Linked DNA regions of Homo sapiens: region 2 is linked to region 1. Evidence: read pairs that join two places in POLR2A ChIA-PET (ENCODE). Cell type or tissue: OCI-LY7. All regions are shown on one strand.

Region 1 (8,000 bases):
TCCATCCTACCCTCGAGCCCATGGGGACCCTGGCAGCAGGGAGGCTCTGCAGGCTCAGGCCAGGGACACTAGGGGTGGGCTAGAGGGTGTAAAGGGATGAGGGGACCACCCCACCACTTGACAGCTGGGAGTAACCCCCATGGGGTGCCAGTTTCCACGGTAGCCCATCTCCATTCAGTCCACAAGGAGCAGAAGTGGGCGGAGGAGGAGACTTCGGCCGTTTCAAAATGTTTGGGGTTTGGAGAGATCTTAGTCCCTAGGGCAGGGTGGGGAGGGCAGGACGGGCAGCGTGCTGGGGAACTTGGGCCATGTGTTTCTGATTCACTGGGGCTCGCGCCCAGCCAGCTCTCTTTCCAGTCTCTCTTGGCCCTTGTAAAAAAGCCCTTTTCTCTGGAAGCAGGAAGTCTTGTGTCCTGGCTGTAAACAAACTCATCTTTGGCAGCAGAGCCTGCGTGGGGAGAGGGGTGGGAGGGCAGGCAAGCCCCCTCCCCTCCTCTTCCCCTGTCTTTTCCCTGGACCCTCTGGGTGACAGCTGGTGGGGGGTGAGGGGGCAACCACTGCTCTCCACGCCCTGCCAGTGCCCTCCTCTGGTGGGCCAACATCTGCTTGTTTCCCATTGACTCCCAGGTCTCAGGCAGGCCAGGGCCCAGCTGTGCACATCTGGAGTTGGCTTGGCTCCAGCCAGCAGTTCCCGAGGACTCCACTCTCTTGGGGTGGTGCTGACGGGAGAGGGGGGAGGGGAGCAGGAGCCAGCCCGGGGCCAGTGTGGTCAGCAGCAGGAAGGGCAGGAGGCCTGGCGTCCCCAGCTGCCCTCAGGGGACCTCCTCCAGGAGCTGTGCCTGTGAACAGAAGGGCCGGCAGTCTTGGGGGCCCGTGCAGAGCCCGGCGGGAGACGCCGCCTTTTCCATGGGAAACTGCTGGGAATGTTTCTCTACCACGGGAATGTTTCTCTACCACGCGTGTCCCGGGCTGCTGGCTGACCTCTGCTTCCCATTCCCGCCTCCGCTCCTCTCCTCCTTCCTACTCCAGCCCTGCCTCCGCCTCTCCATTCAGCTCCCAGAGTCAGCCTCCCCTTGGGGGCCCAGGGAGGCCGAGTGTTCCCAACCGCCACATCTGGGGGCTAGCCCTCCCCTCACGCTCCGAGTCAGCAGGAGTCACAGAGGGCGGCCACCCTCCTTGAGCCACCTCCTGGGCCCAGAACTGGAAGCCCAGCCTCCAGGTCAGCCTGGAAGTAAACATGCCCCTGCTCGTGTGCGTGTGAGCGACACCCATGTAGCTTCCTCGTGGGCTGGGGTGTGTGTGTGTGTGTATGTGTCCTCGTGATCCTCCGGGCTCTAGCCCTATTGAGGCAGAGGGCATTTAGCAGCACTGGTCGGCATGAGATGAAAAAACAGCCCCTTGTGATTGGCACCCAGGGAGGAAGTGGCTGGGCTGACCTGGGCTGCCTCCGAGCCTGATGATCGGACCTTACCGCCAGGAGCCTCTGGCGCCTCTCTGCCTGGGCAGCTGTGGCTTTGGGTGCTCTGAGCTCTCCCTGGCTCTAGGGAAGGGGAAGGCTCTTTGGGAGGATTTTTGCTCAGGGCTCATGGCTCTGAGCAGCCTGAAGTCACAGGGGAGCCATCTTGAAGGCCTTTCCTATTATGCCTGTTCTTACATGTCAGACCCCAGGGTTGGCCTGCCTCAAGTGTGCCTGCCCAGGTGATCAGCCCCAGGGCCTCAGGAGATATGGGAGACCTCGGGGACAGCAGAGGACATGGCGGGGAGGCTGCCCAGCCCACCCTCGCCCGCCTCCTCACGTGGTGGCGTTGGGGACCTGCTGCACCCAGCCCACTTCCTTGTAGGCAGCGGTCACGTGGCTGTAGATGAGGCCACGCAGCTTGGCCCAGGCTCTCTGCGTCTCAGGTGGGAAGTCACTGGCAAATTCCTCGGCGACCACCTCCAGAATGACCCCAGAGAGGATCTGGGGGCAAAGGGAGGAAGGGGGAGTGAACGCCCGGGCGCCCTGCGTCCTGCAACCCCCAGGCCCCTCCGCCCCACGTGTGGCCGAGAGGATCATTCCTAACGCAACAGTCTGGCAGCTTTGGGAACCCCGTGCTCTCAGGACAAGGGTTGCCCTGGACCCAGCCCCTCCATCCTGCTGCCGGGCACTGCCCCTCCCTCTCGCAGCCACTCCGGGGATCACCTCTGTTGCTCCAGAGAGCCGTCGCAGAGCCTGCGAGCTGCAGATGGCCATGACGCGTGGGCGGTGGGGGCTCTGCAGCAGATGGGGGCGCATACCTTGAAGTACACCGGTTCCACCTTGTGCTTGAGGGCGTGGGCTTTCCCCACAAGGGCGAGCACAGAGGACACCTTGTCGGGGTCATGCAGGTTCTCCACGACAGTGTTGAGGGCCCCCATGACTCGGCAGGCGTGCTTCCGCAGCTGGGGGCTCCGCTCCATCTCCAGGGGATCCTCCATGTGCTTGAACTGGCTGAAGTACTGCTTGGCCGAGGGGAAGTTCACAAAGAACCTGGCAAGAGGAACAGGGGTGGTCGCTGAAGCTGGAGGCTGCCTCGGGCCCACCCTGAAGCTTCCAGGATAGTGGGGGCTGAAGAAGTGGACCGCAGTGCTCCCCACCCCCGCACCGTCACTGTTTTCACTACCATCAGTAGACCTCAGCATAGACCCTCCTCCCTCTGGCCAAGCCGGCTCACCCCTACCAAGTCTGGCCATGTCTATCTGCCAGGCTTGCTCAGGCTGGCGGCTTCATCTCCTAGGCCTCTGTCTTCCTCGCTTCTTGCTTCCTTCCCAAACTCTACACCCCCTTCAAGCCCTGCTCTAGTCATAGCCGAGAGGGTAAGAACTCAGGTTCTGGAATCATGAGTTGATCTGAAATTAAATCCTCTCTAGTTGGACTGAAATTGTTCTGACTCTCCCAAAATACTGCTTTCATGAAGTCATGCTTATGCTCAAAAACATTCAATGGCTCCCTATTGTCTGCCAAAGTGAAACTCCTTAACCGGGCATTCCAGACTTCTGAACTGTCCCCCACCCGCTTCTTCAAACTCATGTCCACATTCCCCACTATACTCGCATCATCCCTGTCCTGGCTCAGCGGCTTTACTTACAGTTGGGAAAATGTTCCTCGGGTGAGCCACATTCCTTTCTACTACCCTTTTCCTGTGTCAGACATGCCTTACCTGGAGCAGGCTGGCCCAGGGGAAATGCTTTGCCCCTGAGGCCATTGGCACTACTCAGGTGACCTTCCCTGCCCTCCTTCCAGCGTGTCAGACTGGATCCCAAGGCTCTCACGCACCCTCTGACCCCCTGCCCTAGCTGGGGCCCTGCAGTGTGAAAAATGACAATGGCTTTTTTTTTTTTTTTTTTTGAGATGGAGTCTCACTCTGTCATCCAGGCTGGAGTGTGGTGGTGCAATCTTGGCTCGCTGCAACCTCTGCCTCCTGGGTTCAAGTGATTCTCTTGCCTCAGCTTCCTGAGTAGCTGGGACTACAGGCATCCATCACCACGCCCGGCTAGCTAATTTTTTGTATTTTTAGTAGAGACAGGGTTTCACCATGTTGGCCAGGCTGGTCTCAAATTCCTGACCTCAGGCGATCCGCCTGCCTCAGCCTCCCAAAGTGCTGGGATTACAGGTGTGAGCCACCACGCCCGGCCGACAATGACTTTTTCACCTCCCCTCCCTGTCGGGGCTGGATGTCATGTGAGACATGGGCACCGACTCAATCAGAACTTAAATAACTTAAGTGAATCCCCAGAAAATGTATGGAGTGGCCTGGACCTGTTCTTCCAGGTTGTTCTGCCCCTTCGTGTGTCCCCTTTGCGATCAGAGAGAGCTGATAATTTGCGGAAGTAGCCCTTTGGCCAGGAGTCGAGTCTCAGATGTGAGGGCTGGAACAGATGCGGAGAGGGCATCTGGCCGGGTCATCCCTGCTGCTGGTGGAACTGCTATTGGCGGGGAAGTTTGCACAGTGACCAGGGCACAGTCTGTGTGGAGACTCAGGAGGGCCCCTCTCAGAGGCCAACTGTGACCTTGGGCAAACCGCTTCACAAGCTCCCTGTTTGCAGAAGGGCAAGAGGAGGGCCCCCGCTCACTGCTTCATGGATACACGGGTGAGGACACGTGAGGCGACGGGTCTGAAAATACATTGAATTTTCTGGAGAAGCACTGTAATGAGGGACAAATGTGAAAAACCCAATTTGGACTTAAACAAGCATCTCAGACTTTGGAGGTTTTACAATTGCAATAAAAAATAATGATATGGCCGGGCACGGTGGCTCACGCCTATAATCCTAGCACTTTACGAGGCCGAGGCGGGTGGATTGCTTGAGCTCAGGCATTTGAGACCAGCCTGGGCAATGTGGCAAACCCTGTCTCTACAAAATACAAAAAATTAGCCAGGTGTGGTGGCACACACCTTTGATTCCAGCTACTCAGGGGCCTAAAGTGGGAGGATCACTTGAACCCGGGAGGCCAAGGCTGCAGGGAGCCAAGATTGTGCCATTGCACTCCAGCCTGGGTGACAGAGTGAGACCCTGAATCCAAAGAAATAATGATAATAATAATAATAAAAGGTCAGGTGTGGTGGCTCATGCCTGTAGAACTTTGGGAGGCCAAGGCAGGAAGATCACTTGAGGCCAGGAGTTTGAGACCAGCCTGGGCAACATAGTGAGATCCTGTCTCCAGAAAAAAAGAAAAAAATTGGCTGGGTGTGGTGGTGCCCGTCTGTAGTCCTAGCTACTTGGGAGGCTGCAGCAGGAAGATCCGATCGCATCACGAGCCCAGGATTGGAGGCTGCCATGAGCCATGATGGCGCCACCGTACTCCAGCTTGGGTGACAGAGCAAGACCCTGACAAAATAATAACAATGATATATATATTTGCCTGCTGTGTTACAATGTTATTGTACCTTTTTTCTTTTTCTTTCTTTCTTCTTTCTTTCTTTCTTTCTCTCTCTCTTTCTCTTTCTCTCTCTCTCTCTCTCTCTCTCTCTCTCTTTCTTTCTTTCTTTCTTGAGACAGAATCTTACTCTGTTGCCCAGGCTGCAGTGCACTGGTGCAATCTTGGCTCACTGCAACCTCTGCCTCCTGGGTTCAAGGGATTCTCCTGTCTCAGCCTCACAAAGTTAGCTGGGATTACAGGTGCCCGCCACCACACCCGGCTAATTTTTGTGTTTTTAGTAGAGACGGGGTTTCGCCATGCTGGCCAGGCTGGTGTCGAACTCCTGACCTCCGGTGATCTGCCTGCCTCGGCCTCACAAAGTGCTGGGATTACAGGTGTGAGCCACGGTGCCCGGCCTGTTATTGTATTTAATTGCCACAGCTAAGCGGGTATTACCTCTATTTTACTGATGAGGAAACAACAGGGAACATTTATTGAGCACTTACTGTACGATCTCACGAATCCTTGCAATTCTCTCCTGAGGTAGGCACTGTTTTAATCCCCATCCTATGAATTAGGAATTGATGTCCAAGATTGCCCAACAAAGTAGATGGCAGTGCCAGGAAGGGGCCCAGGCAGGCCCGCTTTGACAGTTTCCCTACACTGCCTGGAGAGACAGCTGTGCCAGGGGATCGTGGCCTGGTAACCAGGTGTCTCCTGCCTCAACACCCACCACCGGGTTGTGGCCCTGAGGAATGACAGTCTCAGGGAGTCCCCACCCAGACCCTCCACGGTTCTGTGGCCCCTGGGGCCCATGTGCCTGGCTCCTTCCTCCTGGCTCTGCGGTGTTTCCACCTGAGACCCTCCCGGTCTCAGCCTGTGCTGCCAGGGAGGAGCCTCCACAGCCAGCCCTGGGGAGTTTCTCAGCTCCCAGAGGCATCTGGGCTTCCAAGAGAGCCTGAAATAGGCCTGTCTGAGTGTGAGGAGGAAGGTGTCAGAGTTACAACCAGCAGGGAGGGTGGGTGTTCCCTCTTGGTCTCCTCCCTGGCAGGGAATGGAAGTGTGGGGTCTGCCTCAGGCTCTAAAGCAACGCCTCCTCCACCCCCACCAATGTGGCAACTTCTCCAGGTTGGGGGTGTGGAAGTGCAGCTGCCTCCTTCCTGCCCTGCAGGCTCATAAGGGCTGAGGGTGCTGGCCTGGCGCAGTGGGGAGGGCAGAGGTGAGAGTGCTGGCCAGAGGGCTGCAGCTGGGGTCTTGACCTTGAGGATGTGTATGTTGTGTGTGGGAAGACAGGGTGCTGTGTCAAGACTGACGGGCCCAGGATCTGAGAAGGGACCTTCAGGAGCCCTTATCCCCCTTTCTTCCCCTTCCCCCACTGACCAGGCCCTGGACAGAGACAGGAGGAGAGAAAAAGGAAAGCAAGGCCCTGTGGGGCTTGGGCTGGCAGGGAGTGGCTGAGACAAAGCTGGGCCAGGCTGTCCTGGGGCTGGGCTCTAGTCCACAAAGAAGTGGAGTCAGAGTGGTGAGGGGTTACTCTGGGCACTGAGTGCATTGGTAATGACCTCCCCCAGCCCAGGCCCAGGCCCCTCTAAGAGACAGGAGTGGGGAACTGGAAGAGGGGTGTAGAGAGAGAAAGAAATCCTTGCTGAAAACTCGGACTGCCCAGACATGGCCCTGGCCTCGGTGTTTCGTTTCTCCCTTGGCATCTGCCCTACCCTGGTCCCCTTCCTGGGGAGGTTCAATGGTGTTCCATGATGTGGACGGTGAGCACTTCCTCCACGTATCCGCACAGGTACCTGGCAGGGGTTGGGACACAAAACCTCCAAGGTCCTGAGGACCCTGCCTCGCTTCTTCATGGTGACCCATGAGTGTGCCAGACGCATGCAAGGCCGGTGGGCTGCAGGTGCTGACACACGGCTGACGGCACCCTCCGAGGACGCAGTCTGGCACATCTGCGGCTCTGCTACCCACAATGTGCTTGTGTGGGTGCCAGCACCTGTGGGGATTGGTGGTTCCGAGCGTCTGAGGCCCTAGTATCCCAATGTCCCTCTTAGCTTCCTGCCACTCCCGACTGTGTTTCTGGGCTTGGGGGCTGCTGAGATAGCTGCCCCATCCTCAGGAGCGCTCCTCTAACTCCTTAGAAGTGCTTCCTGCTCTTTTTCCTCCAAAATCTGCTTCTGAGTTGGAATCAGGGCATATCATGGTGGAGCTGGGTCGGTCCCAGGCTTGGGAGAGGCCACAGGGAGAAGAAGCTGGAGATGGAGCAGGCCTGGTAGTCAAGGATGCACTAAAGCTGCCCTTCCAGAGCGAGGCTTCACCCCATCTGCACATGACAAGGCTGCCCTGCTCTGTCCTAGATTTGACCGCTTTCCTCTGCCAAGAAGAGGGGCTTGAGGGTGAGCATGGTCTGGGGCTCCTCTGCCTGCACCCCCAGGGACCAGCACGTGTGGAAAGAGAGCATGGATTTGTAGCTAGAGTCAGTGACTAGCTTTCGAGACTTGGACACATCACCTCTATAAGGATGGTGTGTGTGCTCTAAGCCTAGGTGTGTGAAGAACGGGGCGCTCTGTGTTTGTGGGTCTCTTGGGGGCATGTAGTGCCTGAATGACCCCTAAGCCCAAGCCACTGCATTTCCTCCCTAGGTGGGAGGTTTTAGGGTTAGGCCCTGTCTCCTGAAGCTTCTCTCTTCTTCCCCTCACCCTCCAAACTCAGCAGGGATTGTATCCTAGGGGACTGTTTGCTTCTCCACTCACCTGTGCCTGCCCTGGGCGCTCCTGCTGGCCCGTGCCCTCCAGCGGGAAGGGGGCAGCTGGGAACACTGGACCCCCCGGGCTCTCCTCTTTCTCAACCTCTGCTCTTTGCTCTCTGTTCTTCCAAGAGGCTTTGAATCCCGCAAGCCGCTGAGCTGGAGACAGGGTTCTGCTCCTCTTTGTCCCGCTTCTTGGCTGAGCCTCGGTTTTCCCATCTCTAAAATGGGGAGCCCCTGCTATACTACCTTTGAAAGGCCAGAAAAATGTGTGTGTCTGACAGTTTGGCTGGGTGTCTGGGGTGGCTGGCCGAGCAAGGAGTTCTGAGGCCGGGGAGAGGAGGGGGACCGAGGTGCTCTCCTGCATCTGGTTCC
Region 2 (8,000 bases), 380 kb before region 1:
ATGCTCTGTGGTGAGGGAGATCCGGCAGCAAGCGGGGGGCACCTTCCCCTGGCAAGGACCCTGAGGGGCCCACGGCAAAGCCCTGCTGCTGCTCCCTCCTCAGCCTCATTCTCACAGTAAGCCTGTCTGCGGAAAGTCAGTGTGGGTGCTGAGGGGCCTTCCAGAGCAGGTGCCGCCATTTTGTCTGGCTGAATCCAGGCCCCTCCAGCCAAAAAATGGAGCACAGAGATTCAAAATCCTTAGAGGGAAATGGATAAAGGTGCTTTCCGTTCATGTCTCAGTTTTTGGGATATCAAAAATGGGAGTATGAAGAGACCTCTAGAGGTAGATTTTGGGAGTACATTCAGGAAAATTTCACAAGCCCCTTTCCTGCCTCTACAAAGCCACTTATTAAATATAAGGACTGTAATAGTTCAACTGTCTTTGTAGAGTTGCTCTCCAGGGGAAGGAGAAACTTAGTTTGAAATTTTCCTTAGTGCCCACAAAGTGCAAGTAGCATCTTAGTCTTGAGTTTTGAGGCCTCTCAAAAAGAGGAGAGAATTCAATTTCAGGTCTCCACAAACCTTTTTAGATTTCACTGGATATGCTCATTCCAGTGGAATGCAGTCATTTAAAAATTGTATTGGTATTTCCACTAAAAAGATCCAAATTATCTTTGCCTTTTTTTTTTTTTTTTTTTTTGAGACAGGGTCTCTTGCTCTGTCGCCCAGGCTGGAGTGCAGTGGCGTGACCTCGGCTCACTGCAAGCTCCGCCTCCCGGGTTCACGCCATTCTACTGTCGCAGCCTCCTGAGTAGCTGGGACTACAGGCACTCGCCACCACGCCTGGCTAATTTTTTTGTATTTTTGGTAGAGATGAGGTTTCACCGTGTTAGCCAGGATGGTCTCGATCTCCTGATCTTGTGATCCGCCCATCTCGGCCTCCCAAAGTGCTGGGATTACAGGCGGGAGCCACCGTGCCCCGCCTTTTTTTTTTTTTTTTAAGATGGAGTCTCACTCCATCTCAGCCTCCCAGGCTGGAGTGCAGTGGTGTGATCTTGACTCCCTGCAACCTCCGGTTCCCAGGCTCAATTGATCCTCCTGCCTCAGCCTCTCGAGTATCTGGGACCACAGGCGTACGCCACCAAGCCTGGCTAATTTTTGTATTTTCTGTAGAGATGGGGTTTCACTGCATTGCCCAGGCTGGTCTCCAGCTCCTGGGCTCAAGTGATCACTTGCCTCAGCCTCTCAAAATGCTGGGATTACAGGCGTGAGCCACTGTGCCCGGCCTATCTTTGCCTTTTTCCATCACTGACTACCCCAGGGCCTTCATAGAACTATCACTTGCCACGATGACTTTCCTGCCACCTATGTAACAGTCTGCCAAACTCCTCAGAGCCACATCTGCTTAGCGTGGTCTCGCAATTCTAGTCTTACTACAACCTGTCACACCCATCAACTGAGATCTCCTTCCTTTATTCCTTTCAGAAGGAATCTCAGAACACACTACTCCCCAGTGAAAAACCAAAAATCCACCCTTGGTCTTGGGGCCCTGGAAGACCCAGAAGCTTCTTAGGGGGAGAGGGCTAGAATGACAAAAGTGCCTCTAAGCCCCTCACCAGTGTTATCAGAGTGGTGAGGACGGGAACCAACAAGGTTCGCAGTCCTTGCCACCAGCCAGGTCTCCTGGCAGAGCCCGTGAGCAAGGTGCAGGGCACAGGGACAACATGGGATGCAGCCCGGGCTCCATTTCCCACTGGCCCTCCATGAAGGGAGTGGCACCCACTTGAAGAGGGAAATAGACTCAAGCAGAGACCAGGCGCATGTGCAGCTGTTCTGACGGGAGAGAGCTGGCCACAGGAGCAATGAGGCGCCAAGACGGCCAGTGGTATCTCAGCCCCAGGATAGAAAGCTGAACTTACAGCTGAGTGTGAAGACGCCTATTTATTCCACGGGACCTACCAAAGTGGATATTCCTGTCTGTAACCTAGCAGACACTTCCAGAGAGTTCTCCAGCAAATTTTCTGCCAGTGTGATGCTAACAGTGGAAGCAGAGACACATTCTGCCTAGAGAGACGTGCTTTTCCCTCTCAAGTAAAAAGGCAACCAGAGGTTTTGAGACATCACTTTCACCCAACTACTGACCAAGGATGCCAATTAAAAACAAATCATGGCTGGGCGCAGTGGCTCACACCTGTAATCTCAGCACTTTGGGGGGCCGAGGTGGGCAGATCACCTGAGGTCAGGAGTTCAAGACCACCCTGACCAACATGGTAAAACTCCGTCTCTGCTAAAAATACAAAAATTAGCCGGGCGTGGTGGCGGGCGCCTGTAATCCCAGCTACTCAGGAGGCTGAGGCAGAGAATCACTTGACCCCAGGAGGTGGAGGTTGCAGTGAGCCGAGATCGCGCCACTGCACTCCAGGCTGGGCGACAGAGCGAGACTCTGTCTCAAAAAAAACAAAAAACAAAAACAAAAAAACTCAAATCCTTTCCATTGTCCTTGCCACAGAAGCGTTCCCATTTTTACTGAACAGAAATCCATATAGTCTCACACATATTTTTTTTCTTGGAAAATCTTAGTATATTGAATACAGCCCCTCATCTTGAGGCCTCTGGTGAGGATATAATGGGACACTTAACATGCCTATACCTGAGGCCCTCTCCCGAGAGCCAACACAGGCATTTGATTTCGTGTCTGGCACAAACTGTGAGCCCACCATAATCTCTAAATAGCTGGCTCCACAAGTCACCCTAGGGAACCCCAGGGCTTCTCTCTTCCTCCCAGTCCTCACTCTCCTCCCATGATTCCATGGAGTAACTATCAACAAGCAGGTTAGCTGGAGGGAGTCAGGAAGAGGAGGAATAAGCTGTTTCCACTAGCACTGTTGGCTAAAACAACTCCCAGCAGCTCCCTCTGCCAAAAAAATAGGGGTGGGTAAGGGAGTCCCTTGAGGGAGGCAGGAACCTAAATTTCTCTCCTAAAGCCAAGTAAGGGGTTGACCAGGGTAGAGCTGCCTCAGACACAGGGCACAGCTAAGAAAGAGACATCATCTTCACCCAACTACTGACAGAGGATGCCAGTTAAAACCAAATCCTTTCCATAGCCCTTGCCACAGAAGCATTCCCATTTTTGTAAAGCAGAAATTAATACAGTCTCACAAATATTTTTTCTCATAAGCTCTTAGTACCCTGGATACAGGCCCTTGCCAATTAGGAATGGGAGCCTTGCTCACAGCCCCACGCGAGCGCCTCCCAGGTGTGTGCGTGCCCAGCAAGCTTGGACGGGGTGAAGCATTGGCAGGGAGGACAGTGCTGGCACGGAGTGAACACGAACTTTCATACCAAGTCTAGAGAACATACATGAGTTTAGAAAATAAACAAACCAGACAGACAGATTTACATTTGGCAAAATGATGTGAAACACAAATGGACAGATGGAAGCCAGGCCAGGAGCGGGAAGGCAGGGAGTGAAGCAGCCCCTGGGCCCCAGCAGCTCCAGTCCAGGCCTAACTGGCAGGAGGCTGGCCCCGTGGTCAACGCTCCCTCCTCCACGCTCAGGCAGGAAGGGGGTCTTCCCTGGGCCTGCGCAGGAGAAGCAGGGGAACTGATACTGCCTCTTTTGGTCTCACTGAAAATGAAGAGGCCTGGGCAGTGTCTTTAGAACAAACTAAATAGAAAATGACTCAAGAAAGCCCTTTGAAGGGCTGGAGAAAGTATCTCTAGAGAATTCCAGCTTCCCCTGCCACAAGCTTGTGTGGGGCCAGAGTGTGCTTGGACTGTGTCTTGCACAGGCTGATGGAGAGTGGCAACCACAGAGGTCGTGTGGCTCCAACGCCTCCAGCCACGTCGCTGAGCGAGTAAAGCACTGGACCCGTGATGTGGCTGTTCTGAAGCTGAAGTGAGTCTTCGTTCAGGGAATGTTTAAGAGGATTCAAACAACACGATGTGAAGGACAATTTCTGTCGTGAAACCCGGAGGGGACATTTGACTCAGTCCGCTTGGGCAAGATGTGGATTTTAGAAAAGCAGTTTTTGGAGCCCTTGAACGGGCACACTAACTAAAAAGGCACTCGGTGCTTAAAGTGTGATTAACATGATCCTGTGTAAGGCATTACCTAGATTTGGTTTAGCATCATGAGGAGGAATAAGGGGCACTCTGACAACCTGATCACCTGTGAAGTTACAGCTCCAGGGAGCATAGAGGAGCCCTAACTCGACCTCTCCGTTGGGATCCAAATCCAGTAGTATGTACAATGCAACTGGTAACCCAAAGCTCACTGGATCACAGAGCCATTCCCTAGCCTCTGAAACGCTGGCTTTCACATTCCTCTCTGATCCTAGCTGAAACACATTTCTTCTGAGGAGCTACAGCTTCACTTTTAAAGGGCGCAGGCAATCCTTCCAAGACCTTCGTAGAGAGGTGGTGTCTGTCTGCTCAAACTTCCTGTTGATGAAAACAAGACTGGGCCACCTGACATGGTACCTGCAAGGCCGTGATGTGGGGTGGAGAGTGGTTAGGCCAAATCGTTAAGTTTTGCTTCTTTCTTCCTATCCTAATACTCTCACTCAGAGCAAGGCTGGCTCATTGCAAAAAGCTCAAGGACTCTCCCAGGCCTTCTTACTTCCTTCAGCAACTGGTCTCCAGCACTAGCACACCCCAGGCCTTCTTGGCAGGAACTGCAGGGCAGGAGATGGGTGTACCAGGGTGAGAGCAGGGGTAAGAGCACAGGGATCGTCTCCCACCAAGTTCATGTTCAGCAGACTGACACTCACCAGGTAAGCAGACCTCAGAGCACAGCTTATTGTCCAGTGCTTTCACGCTTGCGATGTCAAAGTCATTGTTATTGTCACACTCCATACCTAGAAATGCGCACGTCCTCTGGCCTGTAACGGAGTTAATGCAGTTAGAGAGGGGCTGGCTGTGTTTTTCTCTGCGTTGCTGTCCTTAAAATAAAAATCTTAAGGATGGAGACAAAAAAAATCAAATCATATGTTAAAAAAAAGACAATAATTAAGCGGATAAAGAGTGGACAAGAAAGGAATCACGTTGTGTGGGCATGTCTGTGTTCTCGCGCTTTCCTGCTGTTTCCCTAGAGCCCTTTCTGTCTGCTGCTCCCTAACAAGTCAGATCACTGAGGAGGGCTGTGGGACACAGGCTCAACAGAGAATACTAGAGCGAGCAGAGCTGGGCAGAGGCCAGGCTGGTGAGGCTGCGACCAACCAGCAGAAGCTAGGGAGCGCCAGTGGGGAGGTCATCCTGCTCATGCCTGCATCTGCCTTGGGTGTGAGCTGGGTGTGTTTAGGACCACATGGCTCTGCAAAATAAGTACATGAAACAACAACTAAAGGTCTTAGGGTCCATAATTTTGCATATCAAATCAGAATGACTACATTCACAAAATTATGATTTCCTTCTTTATGAGACCTGAGTTGTTATTTTCAGTGTGTTTTAAGTGGCTAACCAGAAATCTACAGACATGTAAGAAGGGAAGGGAAAAGTTTTAAAAGTTGTTTTTTATCAAGCTCCCCTCTTTTTTTCTCAGTGAAACAGAGAGAAGAAAACAAATCCATTCCACGGGCTAGGGAATGTCGGTGAAACAACCTGGCCACACCGCACTTCTTAGAAGCAAATATTCTATGGGAGAAACAATCACAAGGGGTAACTCTAGAGCCTCAAGCACTGAAGTCATCAACTGAGTTGGTGACACTCCAAACCCCCTTGGGCTGGGGTGCAAGAGCTGACGGACGCAGCCTTGGCGGCCACCTTCTCCTTCAAGCTCCTTGGCCAGGTGGGAGCCGTCAGGTCCACATGCACACCTCCAACACTTCCCAAGCGATGGCCAGCGCTAAAGCAGAAGCAATAGGATGACATCTGCTGGTGCGTCTGTATCCAGGCCGGGCATACGTGTGCTCTGGAGGTGCCCCTGAGGGAGGGGCCTCAGAGCAGCAGGGGGAAGAGTCTGGCTCCTGGAACACATAGTGTTCCCTGCTTGGGGGAGACTTTCCTGCCCTCCTTCTTCCTCCTACGTCCTTGCTCTGTGGGCCATTCCTTCTCTTCTAGCCTTACTGGAAACAACATTCTTCCAACTGAAGATGTAACTGAGGCCTGAATTATGGTAAAGGAAGATTATTACAACAGCCTTTAAAATACTTGCCTAAGCTGAGCTCCTGAAGAAACTTGGACCTGTCTCCTTGACCACGCCTTTAGTACGTCTGCCGGCCCGAGAGTCCTCTTTTACAGTAATGTTGACCATATTCCTAACTAAAGCAAGACCTGACCAGCTGCCAAATAGTCCTCCCCCTCCCCCCAGTGGAAGAAATGGCTACTGCTATTCAACACTGAGAATGCCAGAACAGCTCTGTGGGGCTCCACTGAAAACCTGCAGCAGGGAGGCTGATGATGGGAGCTGCTTAGAGAGCTTCCGAATCTACTTCAGGTAAATATGGACCTGTATGTATCTCCTGCAGCACCCGCACCTGACATCCATGGCTCTGAGGCCCAGAAAGAGCTGAGGAGGTCATAGAGATCATCAATGCTCTGCTTGCTTTGATGTACCATTAAGAAGACGATCTTTCCTCTAACAGCCCCATACAACTGAGCAGCGCCACCACGTCATACCGGTACCCTTTTCTTTACCCCTTAAAGAATACCCAGGAAAGAAAGATAACTAAAGGAAGTAAAGGACCAGATCTTTTACCACCTTCCTGCGTGGGTGATCCATCCTCTTCCTCTATAACATCATTTCCCTAGGACAGAAGGAAGGCCCTGTGAGTCTATGAAGCGGCAAAATGAGTAAACTGATTGGCTGAAGACAGAACTAATCATCCTACTGGTATCTAACTCCAGGGCCTACGTTAATAGCATATATTTCCATCTGTGTTTAATATGCCTCAGAGGCTGAGTAGAGGCAGATCTTGCTTGGAGAGGCACCATCTGCCTACAGGGATTAGATCCGAGCCACATTACCCATATATGCTCAGAATGGTCTGTCAGGAACACCCTTGTTAATAGTTTAGCTGATACTGTTTCTCTAAGGTGGAAGTAAAAATTACTAAATGAAAGAGCAAATTGTGAGATCATAAGACTTTCAGAAATCCCTTAAGATCCCAAACCCCATCCAGATCCTCCATTGACAGGAGTTGGCTCAAGAAGAGTTCTAGGGCTCTCACTGTGAGCTGGCGTTCCACAGCACACCATGGTCAGGGCACGTCTCACACTGAACTGTGGTCCTGTCTGCCTGCTAGACTGGGCTCCTAGATGGGTGCAGTGGGCTGGGGGTAGGCAGAAACCTCACCACACAGGTCTGTATAGGTCTATATGTGCCCTAGCACCAGTAGAGCACCTGTGACACAGTCCTCCATGTAAATACTAGTGGAATGAAGGACAATATATTCTCAAGGCCAGGGGCTGGCCAGAAAAGTTCCCTCTTGAACTCACTCCACACCAGTGACCCTGGGAACCAGTGGCCCCACTCACTGGACAGTCCACAGGCCCGGGAGCAGCTGCTCTCATCTCTACCCACATTCCACTTCTCACTGATCTAGGCATGTCCCCTAGGAAGGCTTCGTCAGCGCAGCCTCCTGGCCCTGGTCCTTACTGGCATCCCCAGCCAAGGCCAGCACTCCTCTGGTTGTGGGAAGGGGGCACCACTCCGTGCTGTTGGGGTTACCTCTGCATCCTGCTCTCCAGCTGGGAGGCCAGCAAAGTTGCTGTCTGGAGACTCCGCTGGCAGCCCCTGCAGAAGAGCACAGTTTTTACAGGCTCTTCCATAAAGGTCTCGTGACAGCAAACCCAAACCTTCTTCAGAACAAAATTGGTGTCAAATAGGAGGGTCAGACCTAAGGGAATGCCTTGTTTTCTGCAGCACTCCTGGCATTTTGGGGGCTTTGCAGCCATGCATGGCAGACCTTTGGTTATGCTACTTTGGACATGTGCACAAAGAACAGAGAAGCCAGGGCGGTTCCCGTCCCTTCCCTTACCTCTCCTTCTTCTGAGGGGGCCCTGCTGGCAGGCTGGGGG

What was found. ChIA-PET counts read pairs that join two places held together with the same protein. Peaks named below come from ENCODE experiments on the same cell type or tissue, not always from the same donor. Only the 100,000 strongest peaks of a DNase experiment are listed, where the experiment ranks them.
Region 2: POLR2A ChIA-PET joins it to region 1 with 8 read pairs; 3 of 35 experiments call an interaction of 5 or more read pairs at or near these places.

The regions. Positions count from the first base shown.
Region 1 is chr17:76,529,183-76,537,182 of GRCh38, forward strand. CYGB (cytoglobin) reads right to left here. Exons shown (of 4, transcript NM_134268.5): 2 at 2,278-2,509; 3 at 1,797-1,960. It also overlaps a transcript of PRCD not described here. Among named protein-coding and RNA genes, the nearest start is that of CYGB, 4.5 kb to the right of the region's middle. RefSeq lists enhancers at 725-1,458, 1,459-2,192. In OCI-LY7, a CTCF peak has its summit at 80; DNase peaks (open chromatin) are centred at 289 and 649; H3K4me3 peaks cover 772 bases; H3K27ac peaks cover 881 bases.
Region 2 is chr17:76,147,602-76,155,601 of GRCh38, forward strand. RNF157 (ring finger protein 157) reads right to left here. Exons shown (of 19, transcript NM_052916.3): 15 at 7,961-8,000; 16 at 7,651-7,716; 17 at 6,682-6,727; 18 at 4,754-4,864. RNF157-AS1 (RNF157 antisense RNA 1) reads left to right here. Exons shown (of 8, transcript NR_040017.1): 7 at 5,532-6,187; 8 at 6,449-7,047. Among named protein-coding and RNA genes, the nearest start is that of FOXJ1, 10 kb to the left of the region's middle. In OCI-LY7, CTCF peaks have their summits at 328, 6,280 (motif pointing left) and 6,479; DNase peaks (open chromatin) are centred at 340 and 3,583.